Linked DNA regions of Homo sapiens: region 1 is linked to region 2. A link is a loop called in an ENCODE intact Hi-C map of the cell type or tissue named here. Cell type or tissue: ovary. All regions are shown on one strand. Each heading gives the region's core, and the rest is flanking DNA. Links, peaks and the distances in the headings are about the cores only.

The links. A loop is a pair of places that touch in the nucleus more often than their neighbours do. Peaks named below come from ENCODE experiments on the same cell type or tissue, not always from the same donor. Only the 100,000 strongest peaks of a DNase experiment are listed, where the experiment ranks them.
Region 1: a loop joins it to region 2, with 2.1 times the contacts of the local background. A loop is called at or near these places in 39 of 110 quality-filtered maps.

The regions. Positions count from the first base shown.
Region 1 is chr9:113,739,894-113,748,224 of GRCh38, reverse strand. No RefSeq gene overlaps it. Among named protein-coding and RNA genes, the nearest start is that of ZNF618, 130 kb to the left of the region's middle. In ovary, for the core only: no CTCF peak of the experiment used is centred there; no DNase peak of the experiment used is centred there.
Region 2 is chr9:114,030,171-114,038,501 of GRCh38, reverse strand. ZNF618 (zinc finger protein 618) reads right to left here. Exons shown (of 15, transcript NM_001318042.2): 12 at 5,774-5,857; 13 at 2,125-2,202. Among named protein-coding and RNA genes, the nearest start is that of AMBP, 44 kb to the left of the region's middle. In ovary, for the core only: no CTCF peak of the experiment used is centred there; DNase peaks (open chromatin) are centred at 3,071 and 4,921.

The DNA of each region.
Region 1 (8,331 bases), core at 138-8,137, 290 kb after region 2:
CATAATTTAACAGATATATCAATAGAACAGGATAAAAAGACCAGAAATAGACCCACTACACATGGAAATTTGATGTTACTGAAGGAGGAATCTCAAATCTTTGGAGAAATATGAACTTTAACACAAATGATATAGGACAACTAGTCACTTGGGAAATCATAAAATTGGATCGTTACATCATACCTAGATGAATTTATGGATGGATAGAGGGATGGATAGAAGAAAAAAAGATCCAAGAGATCTTAGTGAATACTTTAAAAGAGAGAAAAACAGAGAGAAAAAGAGACAGAGAAGAGGGAAACTCGGAGGCCAGCACCAAAGGGACTGTTACCCCAACTCCTTACTCTGAAACTTGGTAATGAAAGAATGAAGTCTTTACCTGGCCATTTTAGGGGGATCTATAATCTATGCCAATTAGTTGATGAAAAATACAAGAGATGGGGGTAAAATGTTAAAAGATGTGACAAGGAAACAAGCAGGAAACTCCAAAATGTGAAACATTCTACAAGACAGTAGTAGCCTAATATTTTCAAAAGTCAATAAAGGCCTAGGTGAGAGATGTTCAAGATTAAAGGAGACAGAGGAAATATAACAACCAAATGCAATATGTGAACCTTAATTGGATCTTGGTTAGGGGCAAACTATAAAAACATTTTGGGGACAATTGGGAAATTTTAATGAGGACTTGATATTAGATAATATAGGATTATTGTGAATGTTCTTAGATTCAAAGTGGCATTTGGTTGTGTAAGAGAATGTTCTTATTTTTAGATGCATGAGTGTTGAAGAATTATATCTGCAACTTCTTTCAAGTACTACAGCCCGCCCCCCAAAGAAAAGAGAGAGAGATGGTTACATAGCTCTAAATTGATAGAAGACGGACAGATAGATATGTAGATAATGGATGGCTAGATGAATAGATATAGATAGATAAAGCATATATGACCAAATGTTAACAACTGTTGAATCTAGGTGGTGAGCATACAGGTGTTTCAAACATACTTGAGCAGTTGGATATACAAATATTGCCTAAGACCCAGATTTCATAATTTTTGAGCTCTTCCTATGTACCAGGCCCATTACTCCATAGTTTTACATAAGCAATAGTATTCTATTCTTATAACTGATCTGTTGGGTGGGCATTACTCTCTCCATTTTATGAATAGATGAATGAAGCTATCAATTCTTGACCAATGCCACAGAGTGTAATTCAAACACAGATCTGTCTGATCTTCAAGTCCAGACTCTATTAAACTATAGCCATATCTACAAGGGAACTAGGCAAATCTAGCATGTCAGAAACTGAAACATAACTCACAGAGAACCATACAGAAACATGTTAAATCAAAATCACTCCAGGTCTTTTCAGGCACTCCCAATAGAGGACGTGGGGTGAGCACAGGGAGGAAGACTGTAAGGTGGAACACGGCCTGGAACAGCAGTTGTTCCTGGCTTCTGGGGTGTGTTGGGAGAATGATGGGAGGAACTGAGCTAGAAAAGATGGTTAGGCCAGGTCATGGCATGCCTTGAGTGCTACGTGGAGAAGTCTGGGCTTGCTCTGACTGGCATAGGGAGCCATGGAAAGTCTGTATATGGGGGAGGACACAGGCAGACAGTGATGTGTTCACCACTTTCTTCCTTCTCAATAGGAGACCATTTTTAAACAAACGCAAACAAAGCCTACAGAAAGAATTGGAGCAAATTTTTGATGTGTTATTTATAAACTGAGGACTGGTCAAGTGGAAAAAGAAACCTTAACAAGATTAAAAATTGATGCACAAAGAACCACTCAGTGGCTTGTAAAAGCCCTTGGTAAAGAAAGAAGAAACGAAAAGCTGTTTCATAAAAGATTGAAGCTCCAGCGTACTCAAGGCTTGAGCACAGGCAGAAAGCTCTCTTGGCATCATAGTTCTGTAATCAACTGGAGTATTGCTATGGTGGGAAGGCTTCGTTGGGAGCAGGCACTTTCTGTACTTGTTGGAGCACTGGCTATTGTCCAAGGGCTTGGGAACCACCAAACCTGGAGTGGACCTTTCCACTCTGTCATCATACCACACAGCCAGAGGTCAAAGTTGGGGGCATCACAGAACTAGAGTCTCTGGACTTAGAGAGACTAGAATGGTCACAGCATCCTCTGTGCCCTCTCATCCCCATCAAGAGATCATCTGTATTTTCTTCTCCATAAAATAAACAGAGCATTTGTCATTCGTTTCTGACCACAAAACTAACAGATGTTCAATAGTAATTTCAAAAATATAAAAAAGCTCAAAGAAGAACATTTTAAAAATCACTCATTTTATCATCCGGAGATAGACAGTTATATACTTTTTTACAAAGTCATATTGAATATGCTATTTTATAATATGCTTTCTTCATCTAATACTACAAAATTTTACCCATGTGAATGAACAATATCCTATAACATTAAAAACCCCAACTTAACTGATCCCCTTTTCGTGGACATTCAGGTTGCTTCCAATTTTATTTTAACGACAAATAATACTATAGTGAACACCCCCAAACACAAATATTCTTATACACTTTGGTTATTCCATAGAAAACAACTTTTTAAGATAGAAAATCAAGTTTTTCCTTCCACGAGTCATATGTCCTGTGGCTTTCCATTCACTCAATGATCTTTATTTCTTCAGAAACAGATGTGTGTACCACCTAGCGTTTAGGCCAAAAAAGTCATTGTTCTACTTTAAATCAGACTAGAGTTTTGAGGCAATAGCTTAAAAGATAGGCTTTGTTGAGAAAGATTAAAGTTCTTTAAATTCTAAATGCTTCTTTACCATCAAGAACAGAGGCTGATGATCTCAGATTGTGCAATTTTTCTATAAAGTCGCATTATAGAGAAGATGATGATTGATAAGGTAAGTTCCCATCAGACAGAAAGGGGAAGGAAAGGAAAAATGAGGAGAGAGGAGGAAATATGCCAAGAAGAGACTCAAGTGTCCTGGCTCTCTTTTACAGTGGAAATCCCAGGATGGGGCAGGGAAGGAATAGGTGGCAGAAAGGTCTTGTGGATATCATAGGTGGAAAGTTGAAGGGAGAATACACTTATGCTCCATTGTATCTTTCATTACTCTGGGAGGCAGAACCTTTAAGAGCACTCCTGCACCAACATGGGCAGCTGAAAGGAATTCAGGTGTGGTATAATTAGGCTGAGAGAGAGCCCAGTTCCTTTCTCTCCATCACATAGAGGAGCTGGAAGTTCCCATATGCCCTAGCAGGAAACACGGCTGAAGTTGCCAGGGTGTAGGCTCACCACAGACACCCATAGTCACTGGCAAAAGGGCCCTGGGGCAGGGGTGCTACGAGATGAACCGCTGAACCTGGACATTAAGTAGTATATGAGCCAAAATCCAAGGAATGTAGTACTGGCAAGAGCTGTTGACATTGGGACCTGGTTAGCAGGGGAAAATGGCAGAACTTCCTGGGAGCAATCAGGAAGCATTTCCAGGGCACCGTTCACTGCATTGAAGGGCCTTGTGCCTGCTGTTTTTGAGCACTAATCACTATCCTTAGCTGTTAAGGCGCTTTGTTAGATATAACTACAGGTCTGAGCTCTCAACACTGGAAATGCGTCCCGTGTACCAATGAGAGCTCAGATGCCAACCTTGTCACTGGACACCATCATGGGAAGGAAGGGAGAGAAACAACCTCTTCTTAAACAATAATGGTCTAGAAACTCACTGCCCCCCCATCCCATCCCAGGATACTCCATCTTCGCGTCTAGCAAAATGTGTTTTTCTTAATGTTAACGAGCTCTCAATCATTGTTCTAGGCAAAGTATCACAATTTTATTTTACCTTGTGTGTTCGTTCAATTTGGGTGAGGGAGTTTGGGACACTGTGTTGAGAAGGGTTCTGAGACTTGGTCTGGCTTTATGGGAAAGTATTTATGATTGATTAATGATGTTTGCCACTGGGTTGGAAGTGGCACGTGGTGGCACTTGGATTGGTTACCAGCAATCCCTGTTCTAAAGCCATATTAAAGTAATCCAGCTTTCACGTGCTGGTCCTGCAGTTACTAAAGACGGGGCCTATTCTCACCCTGCCTTCTGTTATTCAGGTTAAACTTCCCTTTGTTTTTTTCATTGTCCCTTCGGTGGTATGGTTTTCAGGCCCCCTGTTAGCTCTGGACAATTTATTATTGCATCCCCATAAAATGGGGCACACAGAAACAAATATATTCATGTGTTAATTCAGAGCTTAACTCATCGAGCATTTAATGAAAACTACCTCCCCACCACGCCATGTTCCATTTTATCTTTGGCACCAATGTAAACCGCAGAACTGACTTGATTCTAGGTGGTTGGACCAGTGAGGGTTAGTATGAGATTGCTACCTGTCTTATTTTTGTCATGAGGAATCTATTCAAACAGCCTGAATTCCCATCTGCTGAGACCCTTGAGGTTTTTGCATGCGTGTGCCTGTGGAACCCCCATCACCCACACCCTGCACCTGCACACTGGGGTTGGAGCCCGGAACAAGGCTTCCTTTTCACCTCTGTCAATTCCATCTCACTCCATTTGGCCCAGCTCTCCTGGCTGTTGAGATTTCTCTGACTCCAGACACTGCCACCAAGAATGTGTGTACTCAGGCTAGCTCTCATCGGAATAAAGGAACTTGATGAGGCTCCAATTTCTAACAGGATGAAAAAGCAAAGCCAGCCCCACCAACAGAGGACCTCGCTGCAGTGAATGCACACTTAGTCGTCCCTGGTCATCGGTCTCACACACTGGGGTTCCTCCCTTAGTGTCCAGCAACATTGGGAATCTACAAGCATGTGATAAATTCCACATTTATCAGAGTTATTGCATATCGGCTACGTGCCGGGCATGTCAATGAGTCTACCAGGATCCCAGCTCTCAGACGTACATTCCAACAGGGGTGGGAGGGGTGGGGGTGAGAGACACAGACAAGAAACAATAGTGTGTCAGAAGGCAGTGAGGACATAGAGAAAGAAAACATAGATTGGGGTGCTGATGCAGAGTTTGCAGGGTTCGATATGGTGGTCAGGGTAGGCATTGCTGAAGGTGACCTTCGAGCAAAGACTTGAAAGAGGGAAGGAGGTGAGTCATGTGGACACATGGGATGGGGGTGGGGACAATCCAGGCAGAGGGAACAGCAAGCACATGCCTGCAGTGTCCCAGGAACAGCAAGGAGGTCAGTGTTGCTGAAGGGAAGCAAGTGACAGGAAAGATGGTAGAAGATAAGGTCAGAGAGGCAATGGAGGCAGGTGACACAGGGGGTGTGGTCCATGTAGGAATACGGCCCCTTCTCTGGGTGAAACGCACAACGTTGTTGGGAATGACATGACCACGCTTATGAGTTTCAGGGCCATGCTGGCTCCTGGGTAGAGAATGGACTCTATAAAAGGGGCAAGGGTGGAAGCAGGGAACAAAAATCAGAAAACCCAGAAACTGAACCCAGAGGAAGGCATGACGTCTCCGAAGGAACCCAGGAAGTTAGCAACAGAAGCAGGAAGAGGCTGGTTTTCCTGACTGCTACTCAGCCATCTCACTCTCCCCCTGGCCACATGGGGTGCCCCAACCTTCAGATCAACAGGCTGCCCTGTCAGAGGCTTCCAGCCCATCCCGAAACCCCAAGTGAGGCTTTCATGAAGAAACGGTGGGGGCAGCTCTGGGATTACAGCCTTAATTTTGCTCTGATTCAACACAGCTCTCCCCTCCGGCATGATTAGTCAGGTACCATTACCATTTTGTAATGAGATTAATGAGAGAATTCATTCAGAAGTCATTATCTTACCTAATAATGACCTTACTGATTACTGTATCTCCTTCAACTAGGTTACTGATTTTGATGAAAATATAATAAATATAGCTTGCAGCACCTGGAAATTTGTTCTCTGCCTGGAATAGTTCTGAGGTGAAGACTTATTTTTAAGAATTTCTTGAAAGTGATTAAATATTTTGGTTCTCCTGAGGCGGTATTTCTGTGTTTTCACAGATGACATTTTTGAAATGTATGAAATATTTGATGATAAAATATTTAATAAGCCTGGCGTTCATATTTTTCAGACATCTGTTTCTACTTTGAGACTGTCTGAATGTGATTTTACATGAAATTTCTATTTGCATGTTGTGTTGGTTTAAGAAAAGGGCTTGTGCTATGCATGACATATGCGTCTCATAAAATAATGAATGCCCGCGCCTCGCAGTCCAGAAGATATTGTACAAGAAGCATTGTGGTCTGCATATTAAAATGCATCTAAGCAAATCATTAAATAAAAACAGAACCATTTCCATGGGGGAATAATGCAGCTCAACTCCTATTAATTGAGAACCTACTGTGCGCCTGTAATCCCAGCTACTTGGGAGGCTGAGGCAGGAGAATCTCGTGAACCCGGGAGGCGGAGGTTGCAATGAGCCAAAATCACACCACTGTACTCCAGCCCGGGTGACACTGTGAGACTCTGTCTCAAAAATAATAATAATAATAAGGATTGATAAGATATGGGCTTCATCCTCAAGACTCAGATTCAGTAAAGGTATATTAAGCTCCTATCCAGTATCTGGTGCTTTTAGACTCACCATCTCATTTATGAGATAGAGTGGTACAAGGATATAGGTTTCTGGACTCATATATAGGGGTGTCAAGCCCTGCTTCATTCCTTGGTGGTCTTATCACCTTGAGCAAGTCACTTACTCTCTCTGTGCCTCAGTTTCCACATCTGTGAAGTGGGGATAATAACTCACTCTTTGGTCTGTTTGAAGGATGAACAATAAAACGAGAAAACAGATTCTTAGGGGTTAAAGGGCTTGCTGGTGATCAAAAGTCTAGCAAATAGTGAAGCTGGGAGTCCCAGCCCTTCAGACTTCAAGCTTCAAGGCCTTTCTATTATGACATTCTGTCTCTTATCCCTGAAGTTTAACCATGCCGTGAAAACAGAGCAAGCTTCCATTTGGGGACTTGGTGTAAGCTCTGACACGATTTTCATAAATCTAAATAGTTATTCTATGATACCCACTTCACTCCACGTTCATCTTAATCCATGTGTCACCTGAAAAGATGGATGAGTAATTTGGAGACTTGATTGATGTGGGTTTTGCCTTATGACTTTCCTCGAAGTTAATGGGAGCCATGCGGTCCCAGATCCATGAATCACCCCAGCTGGAAATGCTCCATTAGAAGGAAAGAGAAAACAAAAGATCAGCAGGATGCCTGGAAAACAGTCACACTCAGGGTTGTGAGTTGATGGTAATGAAACTCCGTGTTTGGAAGCACAGAGAGGGTGCAGTGAGCACCGGGATTGGAGTCAGGGTTGGGAGAGGGTGCAGTGAGCACTGGGCTTGGAGTCAGGGTTGGTGGAGAGGGTGCAATGAGCACTGGGATTGGAGTCAGGGTTGGTGGAGAGGGTGCAGTGAGCACTGGGATTGGAGTCAGGGTTGGGAGAGGGTGCAGTGAGTACTGGGATTGGAGTCAGGGTTGGGAGAGGGTGCAGTGAGCACTGGGATTGGAGTCAGGGTTGGGAGAAGGTGCAGTGAGCACTGGGACTGGAGTCAGGGTTGGTGGAGAGGGTGCAGTGAGCACTGGGATTGGAGTCAGGGTTGGGAGGGGGTGCAGTGAGCACTGGGATTGGAGTCAGGGTTGGTGGAATGGGTGCAGTGAGCACTGGGATTGGAGTCAGGGTTGGGAGAGGATGCAGTGAGCACTGAGATTGGAGTCAGGGTTGGTGGAGAGGGTGCAGTGAGCACTGGGATTGGAGTCAGGGTTGGGAGAGGGTGCAGTGAGTACTGGGATTGGAGTTAGTGTTGGGAGAGGGTGCAGTGAGCACTGGGATTGGAGTCAGGGTTGGGAAAAGGTGCAGTGAGCACTGGGACTGGAGTCAGGGTTGGTGGAGAGGGTGCAGTGAGCACTGGGATTGGAGTCAGTGTTGGTGGAGCGGGTGCACTGAGCACTGGGATTGGAGTCAGGGTTGGTGGAGAGGGTGCAGTGAGCACTGGGATTGGAGTCAGGGTTGGTGGAATGGGTGCAGTGAGCACTGGGATTGGAGTCAGGGTTGGGAGAGGATGCAGTGAGCACTGGGATTGGAGTCAGGGTTGGGAGGGGGTGCAGTGAGCACTGGGATTGGAGTCAGGGTTGGGAGAGGGTTCAGTGAGCACTGGGATTGGAGTCAGGGTTAGGAGGGGGTGCAGTGAGCACTGGGATTGGAGTCAGGGTTGGGAGAGGGTGCAGTGAGCACTGGGATTGGAGTCAGGGTTGGTGGAGAGGATGCAGTGAGCACTGGGACTGGAGTCAGGGTTGGGAGAGGGTGCAGTGAGCACTGGGATTGGAGTCAGGGTTGGGAGAGGATGCAGTG
Region 2 (8,331 bases), core at 308-8,307:
TTTCTCTCTATGGAGCCAAGCCTTTAATCCCGATTCAGTGTGGCTGGGATTCAGCCTGGCTTTGCGCTGGATGGCCGGCCAGGCATTCTCTGGCTGCGCTGAACCAGAACAAAGCAGCCCACGGCTCCACTCCGAAAACAAGTCAAGATGCTTGGGAGAGGTGGGGCCACCTCAAAGCTCAGACCTGATTTGCATTTTAATGGCCTCCAGGGATGGGAAAGCACTGGCACCCAGGCTCTTCCCTAATCACAGCTCAGCTTCCAGAAGCTGGCAGGGCGCAGGCAGAGTGCCGAGGATTCAGAGGAGGAGTGCAGAAGGCTGTGCTGTGGGAGTCTCAGGACCAAGCGATATGTTCAGGCAGTGGTTCCCAAGCAGCCTGCCAACTGCTGTCCCTAGCCCGAGGATCCTGCTTCCCCATGGGGTCTAAACACCTTGAGCTGGCATTCAAGGCCTTCCCTGGTGAGGCACAGCTGACAGCAAAGGAAAGCAGGGGGCGGGAAGCGTGGTGTGGGGAAGGGGATTTTCAGGCCCTTGCTTTAGAGATGGAGACACAGCTTCCTGCAGGAGGTCACACAGCACCCAGACACACCAGTTAGAGCAGGTCTCCGAGGCAAGTGCCTTGGCTGCCACTCCAGAGCTCTGTCCTGATTTTAAGTTCATTAGAAATAAATAATAGGCTCCCCAAAAAGATCATCTGATTTCATGCCTAATATACAGCAGATACCCAATTAATATATGCTGGATGGATGAATGAATGATAGAGACTACGCTAACAGAACAGTACTTAGCCTAAAAGAGATTCTAGTCCTGTAATACTCTATGCCAGTCAGGCCAGACCTGGGAGATGATGTGAAAGATTTGTACAATAACAATAACAGGTGAAATAACAGCAGCTACCAATTACTGAGCACCATTATGTCAGGCACGTCTCACCCATTATTTCTAATGCCTCTAGAGAATTCCTCTGGGGAAAGGGGTGGAGGGACAGCTAACTGCCTCCCCAGACTCACGTTTCCCTTTGCAGAGTGGCCAACTGTCCCGGGACAGTGGCTCTGGACACGCTTCCACCCATGGGTTCAGGCTGGTCATGTGGCTAATTCTCCACACTGGAATTTGAGCATTTACAGGTGTCACTTGTGGTCTGAAATGGTAAAGAAGTGTGCTTGCCCCATAGTCTCTCTCCCCATCCACAAAGAGAGAGGATGCTGAAGATCTAGAGGAGGACGGAGCCAATAGAAAAAAGAGCCTTGATCCCTGAATCACCATGTGGAAGCCACCCAACTAGATCATGTGCATTGGGCTATAATGTGGGTGAGAAGTAAATGGTCTGTATGTTTAACCACTGAGAATTTGGAATTATTTACTTATTCCAGCACATACTGTCTCCCTGAGACTTGTGTTATGCCGTGGTGAAATGTAATAAAAAGGCTGCCTAGAGAGCAGATGACTGCACCTGTAGCTCTAGAGCAGTGGTTCTCAAAGGGCGGTCCCTGAACCAGTAGCATCAGCACTGTCTTAAGACTTACCAGAAATGCAAATCCTAGTCCCCACCTCTGCAGACCTACAGAATCAGAAATTCACAATGGAGCCTAGAAATCTGTGCTCAAGCAAGCCCTCCTGGTAATTCTGATGTGTCCTCAGGTTTGGGCGCAACTGCATTCTGGGACATAGGGTGTTAGTGAATGAGACTCTGCTCTGAGGTGGGCCTTAGCCCAGCTTGCCTTGGGCTGCATGTCTCTCCATCCCCACCTTCTGTCTCTGCTCACCTTGATCTCAAACCATGTTCCATTTCCACCTGCACATTTCGCTTCCAGGCTAGCTCCTACTTGGCCTTTAGGACCAGCCAAGAGGCCACCACCTCCAGGAAGTCTCTTCAACTCTGTCCCACCTCTCCGTGTTCCCACAGAGCCTGTGCTGCCTCCCCACCGCCCCCACCTGCAGAGCACAGACCAGCCTGTGTTAATAACTGACTGACTGGGGCTCCCTGCAAGCAGGTTCCATGTCCTGTGACCATTTTCCAGGAAAGAGCGGCCTTCTCCAGGGGCCTCAGGTCAGGCCCTAACCATCTCTTCAATTTGCAGGAACTGAGGAAGGAGAGGGGGAGAGAAGCCGTATCCTACTTACCTGCATGGGACTGCATGTGCTCCAACAGGTTGTTGTAGAACTGGAACTGGATCCCACAGGCGCCGCAGGTGTAGGGTTCTGGAGGGAGAAATGCGGCAGCCACGTGAGGGGTGGAACCGACGCAGACACCTTCTGCTGGGCTGCAGGCAGCTTTGCAAGTGGGAACCCAAACACACACCGGGTCTCTGTGCTCAGGGCTCCGGGCCCAGCCTGCCTGCCTCCCCCGTCACTAGACCCATGAGGGAGAAGCTGGGTGAAGGAATGATGGAGAGAGGAAGCCATGCAGAGAGAGACCATTAGCTCAATTGAGCAGCTATTTATTGAGTGCTTACTGCGTGCCAGCCACTGTTCGGCGCACTTGAGATGGGGGTAGGGAGGACAACATCAACATCAACAGACCAACGGCCCTCTTGGGGCAGAGACTGAGTCTCAGGGTGTCACAGCCCCAGCTCTCTCTCTGGAACCACATGAGGTCACTATTTGCCAAGTGAACAAATGAATGAATGTATGAATGAATAAAAACCAAGGTAACAGACATAAGGAAAACAAGAAGGAAAAGGGTAAGAAGTGGAAAAAGCCACAGAGAAGCAGGAGGAAGTGGGGATCTGATGCGGAAAGGGAGGAGAGGGAGGGAGGAGTGAGGGAGGGCACGCGTAGGAACAGGCACAAGGGGTGCAGGGGCCTGGATCACTCAGCTCTCTACTCTTAGCACTCACGTCAGTGCCTGGCAGAGAAGAGGGAGGAGGAGAGAAGGAAGAGGGAGAAGGACAGAAGGAAGAGGAAAAAGAAAGAGGGGTGGGAAGAAGAGCAAGGAAAAGAAGAAAAAGACGGCTGCGATGGGGCTCGGAAGAGGTGTCCTGAGGCTGCCCGACGACCGTGAATGGGAAGGCCTGAGCTCCTGCCAGGGCTGGGGCAGCAGAGCCAAGGCTGCTGCTGGTCAGGGCTCTGCCCCACCCCGTCCAAACTGCTCCACCCGCCCAGGGCTGGACCTCGGCCTGCCTCCACCAGCTGCCGGGTCTGCCCGGGAGGGCAGCCCAAGGCCCATCTCACACAGCCTGGAGGCTCCAGGAGCACGTGGCTGGCTGAGTTCCTTCCCTGCCCTGCCTTGCCCTCTCCAGCCCCCCAACGGGACCATCACTTACTCTGTAGGAGAGGGAAAGGGTTGGAAATCAGGGGACTTGCAGTTTCTGCAAAAGAGAAACAGTTTAGCCATCTCTTCTAGTTCTGCTGTTCTGTGCTGATAGTCATAATTTTTATTCTTAATAACCAGTGAGCCAGATGGGGCTTTCAGAGGAGTGGGGAGCATCCGAGAGGAAGGCTCACAATCTGGGGTGGGGTTGCAGGGAGGCTTGACACAGAGGCCATGCCTTTCAGAGGATCAAGGTTTACTGTGGGTGCTGGGGCCACCAGGCAGGGCAAGACAAGTCACTGCCATCCCTCCGGGACACCCTACACTCTGAAAGAGTGAGGACACATGAGTACTGGTGAGAAGACATCCTTGCATGGCAGCTCACTTCAGGACAGGGAGCTGGCAGCTACTTCTAGGTTCTGGCACCAGGGTGGGGATGTTTGGTACCAAACACCAGAGCAGCCACCAAGAGCGGCTGTGCTTTGGAGGGCTCCTGCTGGCTGGCATCTCTCCCTCACTTCCTGGCACTGCCAGAGGTTGGCAAGCCTCAAACGCAGCAGGCAGCACAGCGGGGCCAGATGGTCTAGATGGGGAATCCTGGCTCCACCACTTATAATCTGGGGGACCTAGGGCAGCAATCCACCTCTCCTGAGCCTCAGTTTCCCACTCCAAAAAGTGGGGATAACAATAACATTGACCCCCATGGGGCTGTGGAAAGGAGGAAGACAGATAAGACATATAAAGCTCTGAACACATGCCAGGCACACAGTAAGCGCTCAATCAATGGTGGCTGCCAACAGCAGCAGCAGCAGCAGCAGTGCTTGCGCTATCGTTCCCGATTGTGAATATTAGCTCTGGGGGCAGGGGACGCATGGGGGTGCAGCATGGCTTGGCTGGGAGCACAGGGCACATCTGGAGACCTCGGTTCCAGCCCGGCGCTACTACTTATTCCTGTGTGGCCTTGGGCAAGTCACTCCATCCCTTTCAGGCCCACCTCTTGGAGAGGTTGGGTGGATTACGTTGTTCAAAACCTCATTCCCTTCCGCAAAGCAGTCATCAAATCACTTGGTTTACTTAAAAAATAAAAATGACCAACTATCACCACCAAAAAACCCTAACACCTGAGTATGTAATCTGTGCCAGGGACTCACTGAATGTTCACAACCACCACGGGGCTGTGTGTGTTCATCAAGCCACTTTACAGCAGAGGAGGAATTCAGAGACTAGCCTAAGTCACCAGCTAGTAAGTGGTGGAGCTGGGGTTCATATGTGAGTAACAGCCCGAAGTGGAGCTCCTGTTACTAGGCAGATGCCTCCACACTCAAGTCTGCGCTCCTGGCTGTCTCAGAGGGTCCCCGACAGTTGTGATGTGTTCGTCACCTGTCCACACCCAGGCAGTAGTGCCCAGCCCAGTGCCTGGCACAGGCTGACACCTAATATGTAGTGAATTAAATTTCAACCATGCAAGAAAGTGAGTGGGTGCCTTCCCCTAATGTAACCACAATGTGAGAATTCCTCTCCCCTCCTGCCCTGCCTCTCAGGGTACAGAACAGCTTGCTGTGCCCTGCTCGGACAGAGGCTGCTGGTGACCAGCCAGGCACCCCCCAGGCTGACCCCGGGTCTGGTGGGAGAGGCCCCTTGGCTGCTGCTCTGGACATTCTAGGGCTCTGCCGCGGTCCTGGAAGAGGCAGGCGTCAGGGGGCGCCAGAGACCACCTAGAGCCTCAGTTTAAACCCACTTGAGCAGGTAGGGGCTGGAAGGGAATCTTCGTTCCAGTGGCTCCAGGGCCAAAATGAGACCAGAACTTGGAGCCTCTGGCTCTCACAGCTCTCTCTCTCTCTCTCTCTCTCTCTCTCTCTTTTTGAGACAGAGTCTCGCTCTGTCACCCAGGCTGGAGTGCAGTGGTGCAATCTTGGCTCATTCCAACCTCTGCCTCCTGGGTTCAAGTGATTCTCCTGCCTCAGCCTCCTGAGTAACTGGGACTACAGCTACTGTATTTTTAGTAGAGATGGGATTTCACCATGTTGGCCAGGTTGGTCTCGAACTCCTGACCTCAAGTGACCCACCCACCTTGGCCTCCCAAAGTGCTGGGATTACAGGTGTGAGCCACGGCGCCCGGCCTCTTAGAGCTCTCTCAACTGCACTTCCTTTGCTTCTCCTGTAAAGAAACTGGCTGAGACATCTACCCTAAAAACATAGCAGTGGCTCTCTCAGGCCCAATCATCTGGGGTCAGCTGAGTTGATGCCGCAGGCTATGGGGAGGGGTGTTGCTCTCTCCATGGGGGAGACAGAGAGGAGGCATTGTCCACTGATGCCCAAGGCTCAGAGGAATGTCCCTGGAAGAAAAGGCCCCTCCTGCCTCTGTGGTCTCCCTCTAATTCCCTGCTCCCAGCCTCCTCCCAACAAGATCCATAATGCACCACAAAGACCCCAGCCCACAGGATGCTGCCGCGGCTGCCAGGGGGGAGCGGGCGAAGCTGGCAGCTACCGCACAGGATGGCTGTCAAGGGGCACACTCACCGCTGGAGTTCTGCGAACTGCTGTTCGTCTCTTCAAAGTGGTTTTGTGCTTTGCCTTCTACTCTCCGACTGAAAGCGCTTTCTGCTGGGTGGGGGACAGGAGAGAGAAAGAAAACAATGGTGATTGGTCAGCACTAGGTCTCAAGGGAGGGGTAGGCTGGGTGAAGGCCAAGGACTCTGCTGGGCCAACTAGCTCTCGTGAGGGCTCCAGGACCTCAAGCCAGATCTCCCCAGGACCCTCTGAGTGGCCTAGTCCCTTGGCAGGGCCCCAAGAGACCCTCCTGGCAGGGCCCAGGAGGCCCAGGCACGGGGGCCGGGGGAGTGACATGCCCAAAAACACAAAGATGAAATCCAGCAGGAGAGCAGATGGCAAATGGGCCTGAGTCTCCCATCTTTGGCTCCTGGAGAGCCACAACCGTGACAGCAAATCATTGGATCTACCGCCCACCACTCCCTGTCAGATTCTGCTGCCACGGGCCCCACCGAAGTGCATAGATGATGACAGCATGTTTTCTGGTGATTCCAGCTCCATCAGCTAGGTGGTCCCTGGTGACAGGGAGGGTATCCTGCAACAGATGGCGTGACAGGGAGAGCAGGGGTAGCCCCACACCCCCAGAGGCCAAACCCAGGCAAAGTCTGGTCAGTTGTTCCCCCAGCGGAAGGGATGGGTTCCCCCTGAGTGACTACTGGGGTGTCTCTGCTTACAGGCTGCCATCTACCTGAGGGGCCCACCCTCTTCCAAGTGCTCTCTGGAAACCCTGCAATGCAGAGATAGGGTCCAACCAGGTGGAAAACCATGAATTTTTATCCCCCACCCCCACCTGCAGAAGGTATTGAAACAGATGATCCGAGCTGGAAGACAGCCCAGCTTTTCCAAGGTGCTCTAGGCATGAGGGGGATGCCGGACGATCCCAGAGATAAAGACCTCAGGGAACCAGTCAATTTGGGATGTGCAGCTGACCCAGTGCATTTCTTAAGGAGAAACAATTTGCCCAAAGATATCAAAGGCTCCGCAAAGTCTGCCCGCAAACAGACCCATTTAGATTTACTTAACCTGGCCTTCCCCAAACATAAGAGGGGTTCCCACAGAACCCCATTTTTAAAACATTAGATTCTGAAATATCTCACAAAATTGGTGATCTTGAGAATGCACTTTGGGAAATGCCACTCTCACCTGGTCCACCCTGCTCCGGAAGAGCAAGTGCTTAGTTTGTGGGTGCCAGGGTTGCGGATGGTCATGGGGACAATGGGAAAGGAAGCCAGAGGCAGTGCCTGCAGACCCTGCCCAATTCCCACCTCCCCCCGACCCCTGTCATCCCACTGTAACAACGTCTCCTGACACAGGCTCCTTCCTGCAGAGGCTGCAGCTAACATTACAAGGACAACCCTCCCTTCAAAATGTGCCTGTGAAATGCCTGGGCTGAGAGTCCCAGGGAGCATCTACAAATTGGCACAGAAGGCCCCTCTGTTCTCGGTCTAGGGAAAGGGGTGGGGGTGGGGGGCTCTCATTCGCTGAGCACCTCCTATGTACCAGGCACTGGACCAGATACTTTACATCCAAGTTCCCTCTAATTCTCCCAAAAGCCCTGTGAGGGCTGCACTGTCATTCCCATTTCACAGGTGAAAAAACAGAGGAAAGAGTGAGATTGTCAAGTTACTGGGGTTGGATGTACTCCTAACCCTCCAAGACGGCAGAATCAGACTTCACTTTAGGGGGAGGTGCTTCCTTTTGAAAAAGGCCTTGTGTGGAGAAGTGACTGCCTACTCCATCTTCATCCTTGTGTACGTTGGGTGACTGGTACTCATCTATGGAGGACTTCTGACCAGCATGCTGGTAAACTTACCACAATTGAGGCTGCAAACTCTTACACTGCTCAGCTGATAATGCACATTTTGAATAGCTTTCCTTGCCACAAGTACCTCTGGCTGAAAAATCAACATGCAGCACCAGAGGTGAAATCCCATACAGGGACGTGCCCATACACACATGAAGGGCCACTTATTCCAGGACCAGGAGGTGACTGACAGTTTCTTCCTCAACCACATACTATCTTATCTCCCATGCAGGCTCCTGCTCCCAACCGGATGCCCTCTGACCTGCTCAGCTGGTGAATCCAGAGGTGACCCCTACCCACAAGTCTTCCAAGGCACATGAAGGCAGCCTGAGGCCTGTCCCATAGCTTGCTGAATGCCTACTCAGAGACACTGAAGCTGGAGACCGGCCACGTACCACACCCTGTGGGCCGCCCTCTGCAGAAACCGCAGGCATAAAAACTCCCAGCCACAAAGTGCAAGAGAGAAAGCAAGATTTGAAAGCCACGATTCCATGATTTAGTGGAGCCGATATCTATCACCAATGAGACCGTGATGACCAATTTGCTTCTAACTAATTTATGCTACTGTTGAAAAACACAACGGCTACTGGCTTTTCTCAACACGGTACCTGAAAAACCATGACCTTCAAACCTTCAAGGCTGACTGACTACTCTCCTTTTGGGAGATCTAAGCACAATAAACATATCTTCGAAGAATCACGCCCTTGCCCAAAATTAGCCTCCT